Linked DNA regions of Homo sapiens: region 2 is linked to region 1. Evidence: read pairs that join two places in POLR2A ChIA-PET (ENCODE). Cell type or tissue: OCI-LY7. All regions are shown on one strand. Each heading gives the region's core, and the rest is flanking DNA. Links, peaks and the distances in the headings are about the cores only.

Region 1 (4,393 bases), core at 103-4,102:
CCCCAGGGCATCCCATCCCATCCCATCCTGCCCCATACCAGCCCTTCCCACCCTATCCCACCCCATCCCATCCCATCCCATCCCACCCCATCTCACCCCATCCCACCCCATCCAAAGGTATGTATTCTTGGGCTGCTACTGAACCTCTTAGCTTCTGTCTTCTCACCTATAAAAGGCGAATTGGCAAGGTCATCCCCTTTGGCAGGTAAGTAAATGCGGAGGACATAGTCCACGTTAAATAAATGACAGCGACTGCTGTTTCACTGGTTGTCATGCCCATGAGCAAGTCAGTACCTGTTCTCCCCACCAAGGACAAGCTAACCCTGCTACCCAGGTCCTGCTCGTGTCCTGAGCTCCTCCTCATACGTGCCACCAGACTTGGTTTTGTATCCTACCTGGGCTTCAGGAGAGAGAATTAAAAAAATCAAATTAGGTAAAATTGGAGTTAAATGATAATGATAACTTCTCAGCTACTTCAACCTCAGTTTCTGCCCTTTTTGAACTTGCCAAGCAGTGGAGGTATCTTAACAGGCCCGTTCTGTGACTGTTACCACTGTTCCCATTTTAATGCAGCTATTTGTGTACTAGGTACCTCTCTCCCATGAAGCTGTGAACTACTTAAAGCACAATAAAGAAAGGAAAGAAGGAAGGAAGGAAGGAAGGAAGGAAGAAAGGAAGGAAGGAAACAAGGCAGGCAGGAAGGAATAATTAATGAATAATACTGCATTCAGGAAACTAGACCCAGTATTTTCAAAGTGACTCATACCCAGCCATCCTCTCCTTTGCCAGTTAGCATTGATAATCTCCAATTGCTCAACCACTTGTTTCTTTTAATTTTAACAATCTTACAGCTGAAGCTATCTAAGATTTATTCAGGAGAATATATTTTGTAACACCTCCTTTTTCCTGTAAACATTGAAGGAAGGTTCGTGATATGGACCCTTGGCTGAAATTTGAAGGTGAAAAAGGACGGCTCCGTTCCTATTTATGGTGTGGGAGTGACTTTCCTTCACCACTAGCCTGGGTGAAGTTTAATGACTGACCAAGAGGGAAGTAATTCATTCTTCCTGTCATCCTATTTTATTCCCCTGCCCCTCACCTTGTGCTCTCTTTTCCTGCTCAGCTCCTATTCTGATCTTTCTTTGTCAAGGATGTTTCTCATGATTAAGTGCTTATATCTTCTTCTCCCCAGCATATTTGTTTGGATAGATTTAGGACAGATAAAATTGCTGAAAATTGCCTGGTTTCTGTTTTCTCTAGAGAGAAAACCCTGAAAGATTTTTAGCTAATGGCATTAGACCAGTTTCGATCACTGTAAGATTCTCTGGCTTTAGTTCTATAACCCTCCAGAAGTCTAGATCTTTTTGATATTAAAGAAAACATGCACACTTTGAGTGAGCTACTGAGTTCCATCGAATTGTTTCCATTTTACAGAGACTAAGGACAGGGGACCACTGGGAAGGCACATAAGGAAACAAAAGGGACTTTGACCCAGAGACTGGACCCTGAGTCTATATGAAATAGGAGGTGATGGTGTTACTAAGAATTTCTTGCTTTGAGCTAGTTTCATTCTGGGTGAAGTCTGTACTTGAAGTTCCTCTCCTAACCTAACGATGGTTGCAGGTGGGGCCAAAGTTAATGGAGAACCTGGACTAACAGCCTCACCACCTTGGATCACTTTCAGTAACCACCAGGCCTACCTGGAAGTGCAACTCTGGGTCATGTGGAAGTGAAAACTGCAGTGGTAGGCATCCAGTGTCTATTCTGGGGGCTCTGACTTGGTTCTCCGCTCACCTATCTGAAGGGCTGGCTTGGCATGGACTTATTTAGTGTCTTTCTTTATGGAACTCAAAAAGCCTTTATATGTAGCCTTATCTTTCAGTTGTCCCAAGAAGCTCTATTGGCATTAGAAGCAAAGATATCTGCAACTGAAGTTTTCCATAACTTGCATTTTTGTCCCAAGTTTTATGGCCCTTGGCAGAACGTCACTGAGTCCTGGTCTTATGGCCAGAATACCTGAGTCTTAAAATCTGAGACCAGGGGCTTCTGATCAGATGGGCCTGGGCCCCTGGCTCAAATCTTACCTGCTTTACCAGCAATAGATGGCAATTCCTGCCCCCTTTCTCCTCTGTCCTTCAGAAAGGGCAGGAGCTGAAGTTGAAAGAGCTGAAAAGCTATAAAGAGTTGTCAACTGCTTTTTTTCCAATTCTGGTTTTTAAATTATCTCTTATGAGGTCCAGTTAAAACATAATGCAGGTTCAGTCAATTCCGCTTCTAAATCTCAGCCATGAAGGAACTGGGAAGGTGCTCAATAGCCACTATTAACAGTTGTTCCTTACAACCACATGGCAGCACTGTTGAAGATCTGTCCTGCACAGCCCGGTGAACACACATCCATTGTATTGATGCCCTTGTTTTCTCCATTTCTGCACAAGCTGAGATTGTGGTCTATGTGTGGCCTCCCAGGGTACAGTTCCCACAGTTCATACAGATAGGCTTAGCCAAGCTTTCCCTGCCACAGGACACAGTGCTTGGGTGGCTATGTTTAGGAGTTACCAGCACAAGCTATGCTGGGAGCAGCCCTTCTCAACAAGACTTCAGGCCTTGTATTGAGTCCAAGCCAGCAAATAAACTCTCAGTGACTTCCTGCTCAATTCCTCTTGGGAATCTTGGGACAGGGACACTATTAGTCTTGACAGATTCTCAATTTTGAATGTCTGGGTCTGTCTTTTTTTTCCTAATAGGCTTTTGGCTTCTTCTACAAATTTTTCAACTCCCATCTTCTGTGGCCAGTTCTTCATACCCAGGGGAGGAGATATTTGCTTTTGTTCTAATATAAAATGTTCATTAGATCACCAACCCCTATCCATCACTGCAGCCACACTTACACAACACTTCTTTGTCAGAATGGATGTATGAAGTTGCTTCAAAACCCATCTTCTTCGTTCAATGAAGAGTTAAGTGGTTGGTGAGGAGCAAATAGTTTTTGGCATTCAGCTACGAAAGACTCACAACCACTTTAAAAACTTTTTATTTTTAATTTTTTTGAGATGGAGTCTCACTCACTCTGTTGCCCAGGCTGCAGTGCAGTGGTGCAATCTCGGCTCACTGCAATCTCCACCTCCTGGCTTCAAGTGATTCTCCTGCCTCAGCCTCCCTGAGTAGCTGGGATTACAGGTGTGTGCCACCACTCCCAGCTAAATTTTTGTGTTTTTATTAGAGATGGATTTCACCATTTTGGCCAGGCTGGTCTTGAACTCTTGATCTCAAGTGAACCACCCGCCTTGGCCTCCCAAAGTGCTGGGATTACAGGTGTGAGCCACTGCACCTGGCCACAACCATTTAGAAAATGGTTTGAATATAGCATTCATGATCTGTGGGCTATGGAAACCTTAATCTCACTACAAACTATTCAATATAAGAAAGTCTCACTAGTTGTCTGGGTGGGGTGGTTTATGCCTGTAATACCAGCACTTTGGGAGGCCGAAGCAGGTGGATCGTCTGAGGTCAGGAGTTCGAGACGAGCTTGGCTAACATGGTGAAACCCCCGTTTCTACTAAAAATACAAAAAATTAGCCAGGCGAGGTGCTGCACGCCTGTAATCCCAGCTACTTAGGAAGCTGAAGCAGGAGAATCACTTGAACCCGGGAGGTGGAGCCAAGATTGCATCATTGCACTCCAGCTTGGGCAATGAGCGAAACTCCATCTCAAAAAAAAAAAAAAAAAAAAGAAAATCTCACAGGTAATTTACTGGTACATTGACCTATAGTTCTAAAATTCGAAAAGTGGTTTCTAAAATGTAAGCAATTTATTTCAGAAAAATAAATTCTTCAAAATTTGGGGGAACATTTTTTAAATGATTTTAACATTTCTATTGTTAAAAAGTAATCTATGTTAAACATAATTTTTAAAAAGTGTTAAAATCACGGCTTATACAAACACGAATGAATGGCTATCAGAGCTTTACTTTAACTCATTTATTAATAAAAGAACCAATAAGATATTACTACCAGTTCAAAAGAGAATTTAAAATATGCATACGTAGGCAATCAGGGACACTGAAGTAAATTTACAAATAGATATAAAACTGGTCAATATCCCAGGAGAAGTAACCAAGTGCATCACCACCAAACACAATTTGCATTTCTATGGACACAAATCACCTGCATTACTATCAGTTTTCTACAGTTTACAGTTGTAAAATAGCTCAAAGACAAGGAAAGTTTGTGAGAACTTGGAAGGGTGAACTAGGCAAGACAGACTACAATCTTTTTTTTTCTGGTCCATTTCAAAGTCTTACACAATTTTTATAGACACTTGCCTGATTATAAGTTCAAAGAAGGGATAATGGAGAGCTAGTAGAACATCTTAACAATGATCCCTTCCTTACACC
Region 2 (4,393 bases), core at 212-4,211, 84 kb before region 1:
GGCATGCACCACTACGGCCAGCTAATTTCTATATTTTCAGTAAAGACTGGGTTTCACCAAGTTGGCCAGGCTGGTCTAGAACTCCTGACCTCAAGTGATCTGCCCTATTTGGCCTCCCAAAGTGCTGGGATTACAGGTGTCAGCAACTGTGCCCAGCCCTCTCCTTTAATTCTTATGAAACCTTTGTAAGGTGGACGTTGTCAACCCTATTTTACAGATGAGGAAACAAAGGGCCAAGAATTGAAATGACCTCTTCAAGATCACAGAGCTAATCACTGTATAGCAGGGTGTCCACCCCAGCTGAGGGTGAAAATTACGTCTGTTCCATCACGGCACCCTCTCGAAGGAGGTGATGAAGAAACTCGTTCTGTGCTATTCCTAATAGCAGTCACTTCGGGCACTGCTTCATCAGCAGCTCCTACGGCCATCTTGGTGTCCATGTCCACTCCGTGTCTCAGCACTCTGTAGCTGTCATCAGTTTGATGCATCTCCCCTTCCCTAGGAGAACCGACAGGGCTGTCTCACCTGTAACACAGGTGAGGGGTTAGGGAGGAGGTAAGGGGTTAGGGAGCTTGCATGTTGGCCATCCCAGGCACTGCCAAGAGCCAGATCCATTCCTTTAATCCATTGACCCTGGAGTTTGGGAAGAGCTTTCATTCTGAAGCATAGGACTCTGAATTTGCAAAATGTCTTACAGCAGAGACCACCATAAAAATAATTGCACTTTGGTTGCTCTTCTGGATAATCTACAGATTTGTAAGTCTAGAAAATCAGACACTGCCATTGAACCAAATTTGAAATTCTGTAAGGCCTTGGGGTGTGTCCAGGTGCCCTGAGGAAGTGACCAAGGCCATCAGGGTGCTGTTACTGACTTAAGCTTGAGTTTCTTGACATCGGCATCTTTTTCCTGTGGGGAGGACTCCATAGCCAGGCTGGTGCCAGCCAGGACCTGGGTGCCCTTTTCCCTGGCTGCTTGTCTGCTTAGGCTCTTTCCAAGGCTTTAGTTCTGCCCATGTCTGTAAAGAAGGACCATCTTAGGAGAGGGAGAGGGAATGCCAGAGGCCTCCTGGTTCATCATCTCATTACAATACCTCTAACACCTTTGACCTTAGAGTCCTTCTCTTCTTCTAGAGCTACAAATAACACCAGGAAGGTGTGTGGCAGTGGTAGGGCCTCCAGACAGACTTGGTTCCACCAGGCTTTGGAGGGAAGTCATGTACCTCTCAGCCTCATACTCCACATCTGCAAAATGGGAACACGAAGGTCCATGTTGCCAGGGTAAGGAACAAGGCATATTTAGCACTTGTTGCCAAGTAGGTATTCCATAAATGGTTACTATTATTCTTCTATAATAAACTTATTACATAAATCTAACTTTATAGGGCTTATGGGAATTGGAAGGGCTCAGCTCTGATGTTCCCTTCCTCCTTACCTCAGCCAGGAAGAATCCCCCTTTTCCTCCCTCCTGCAGGCCTTGTCTTGCCTGACCATAGAATCTAATACCAACCTTGTAATTGTCATCTGAATACAGACTGCGTCTTATCTACTTAATAGATTGAGGCTCACAGAGGTTAAGGGCTCAAGATCGCAGGCCGGTTAGTGGGGAAGCTGGAGTTCATACACTGACCCGTATTCCTTATCTCAACACCATGAGAACAACAGCATTAAGTGCCAAGTTTCAGAAACTCACATGAAAACTCTTGCTTTTGCTTAGAGGTGGGAATGAGAGGTTCTGAGCTGTCCCATATTGGACATAGGGAACTGGACAGGCCTCCTGGTCTCTAGCACACAGCATATTTTACAGGGAACTTACCAACTTTCCACTTTCCCAACCGGAGGAGGGTTTAGAAACAGCCCCCAGTGATATGGGTGTAGAAACTCCTGAAAGAGTATAGCCATGGAGAGGAAGTGCTCAGAGGTGCTGGGCCAGCAGGAAGTGGGAGCTGTTTCTAGCACAGAGGATGTGGCTCAAGACAAGGTATAAGAAATGAAAGTCAAGAAAGAAGTAGAAGTGGGATACTGAGGTGCCTCAAGCACAAGGAAGTGGCTTTATTGGCCAAGGTGGAAGGACAAAACAGCATTGCAGCGAAGATTTTGGGTGGGTGTGGAAGCCATTTTTCCTCTTATAGTGGCTGCATGAGGGAGGTGTTGGAACCTGGGGATTAGACATCTGGTGTATGGTGATTCTCAGTCAACTCTCACGGGGACTGCATAGAAACCATCTTGAGGAGAAATCGAACTTGTGAAGGCAAAGAAACATTGATTTCAGTGAGGTTTAGTTGACTGAGTTGTGCTTGCATTTTAGTCTTACAGCTCTGCAGGATGTGCTGGTGAGCTGGGAGCTACCCTGGGGAGGCAGCTCTGGTTTTCCTTAGTGTTGAGGGGTCTACCAGCCATTGAGCACAAATGGTGTGCTGGGGCTTACAGAGAGCAAATAATTTCATCCTCACAGTAACTCGTAAACTAGACAAATGCTATCACCCACATTTTACAGAAAGGAGGCAGCTCAGAATCACAGTATTTAATTAACTTGTCCAAAAGTAGAGTTCAGCTGGCAAATTGACGTGAACCCAGGTCTCTCTGATCCAGAATTGAGATTCTTTCTGCTAGGTGGCTTATCCATATACAGGTCTTGTTGGGAAATTTTTCTCCCCTGCCTATGAACGAGAAGCATAATCAGAGGCCACTTTGCGGGGCAAGGGTCCCTTTGAAAATCAGATGAAAGCCACTATGAAAGAGTGCATATGCCCCACAACTTTAGGGGGCTGAGGGCACCTCTGAGGTGCATCCAGAAGTCTCTTAATGTCTATGGAGCCCAGCTCAGGAAACCTTGTGATAAGGAAAAAAGGAACCAGAAGATGTCAGAAAAGAAAGAATTTTTAATGTAAGCAGATTTAAAAACTGCATTGTACGTACAGCCTACACACTCTGAATTTGTTGCCTTGAACATAACAAGCTTACATAAACAGGCTTCCATTACCTTATATGATAAATGTTCTTCTGGTTTGTAATGTGCACGTGAAAATGGACAACTCATTTGAACATTCTACAGGTAGATGTTTTTTCCTACCATAAAAGCCAAAACATCAAATAGCTTAAAACAATATACCTGGAAGTCGACATGATAAAATAGCATCACTTCCTTTTCCTTTACTACTCAGTTATTTTTCCCTGAGGGCAGTCCCTTTGCAGGTGGTATAGGGATGACTTCCATGCTATCACCCAGACTCACTTTACACTACTGCTATAGTCATCTTAAAGAAATTTGCATTTCATTGGAATGTATGTGTTTTCACTAAATTGATTATTTATGTTATACTCCCTTCCAGTGATCCTTAAAAATGTTCATGCACTGAGAATCACCAATGAACAGAGATGGAAGGGAGCTTAGAGATCATCCAACCTGACCTCCTTTACTTTTACAGATGGAGAAACTGAGGAGCTGAGAGGTTAAATCCCAGGCACTCAAGAAGTACCTGTGAAATGTGAGGCCAGATGGAATTTTCCTTCTGCTCCAAAGTCCTGGCAGGGTGGGAATCTTCAGTGGGACAGGGAGCCACAGAGGCTTTGCTAGCAATGAGGGGATGGCCACCGTGAAGGAAGGGTGCCCTGGTCCAGGATGGAGGTAGGACCCACCTGTGCCTCTAAGGATAACCGTCACCAACCCAAACCCGATGGGAGCATCTCTAAGATGAAGTAGAGTCCAAGTGGGGAAGACAGGGGGACAGAAAGGTCCAGAGACTCAGAGAACTTTGGGACAGGGAGAGGATGGTGCAGACCCTCCAGCAAGAGACTCAGGGACCCCCAGCTGTTCCCTGAAGGAGTCCTGGTGTGGGTTGAAAGGTGACTTGAAGGGAAAAGGGAAAAAAATATGTGGTTTAGCCTTAGGCCTCTGTGGATGTTTGGGACCATCTGGGGAAGGGGGTTACTTAGCTGTCAACACGTATGAATAGCCTGCCTGAGCACATTTTGGACCAGGTACTGTGGGAAGTTATAAAGGAGTAGAAGTCAGGGTCTCCACTTTCCAGCTTCTTAGCCACAGAGGTTGATGTGGTTAGGTGCCAAATTTAGCCACTTAACCTTTCGTGCTTTGACTGGCATTTTCAGACATTTACTCCTTTTTAGTTGGATTTAGTTTAGATTAAAACCTGGGTTGTAATCCAGTTTGGCAGCCATCATCTGGGTAGCCTGGGATAGTTGAGTCCTGTGAACTCTTGAGCCTCAGTTCCTTTGCCGGCCAAATGCACATTCTTCCTGTCCCCAAGAAATTAGAAATAACTTGTTTAAAGAGTTAAATTATAAGTCAAATCAGAGGAGCAAAACACCCTGGCTGTCTTCTGAACATACTTTTACTACAGCCATGTTCAGAGCATGATCACGTGCAAAGACAGGG

Evidence for each region. ChIA-PET counts read pairs that join two places held together with the same protein. Peaks named below come from ENCODE experiments on the same cell type or tissue, not always from the same donor. Only the 100,000 strongest peaks of a DNase experiment are listed, where the experiment ranks them.
Region 2: POLR2A ChIA-PET joins it to region 1 with 5 read pairs; 2 of 35 experiments call an interaction of 5 or more read pairs at or near these places.

Annotation. Positions count from the first base shown.
Region 1 is chr2:8,386,216-8,390,608 of GRCh38, reverse strand. No RefSeq gene overlaps it. Among named protein-coding and RNA genes, the nearest start is that of LINC00299, 60 kb to the right of the region's middle. In OCI-LY7, for the core only: no CTCF peak of the experiment used is centred there; no DNase peak of the experiment used is centred there.
Region 2 is chr2:8,470,373-8,474,765 of GRCh38, reverse strand. No RefSeq gene overlaps it. Among named protein-coding and RNA genes, the nearest start is that of LINC01814, 110 kb to the left of the region's middle. In OCI-LY7, for the core only: no CTCF peak of the experiment used is centred there; a DNase peak (open chromatin) is centred at 1,985; H3K4me3 peaks cover 1,074 bases; H3K27ac peaks cover 2,957 bases.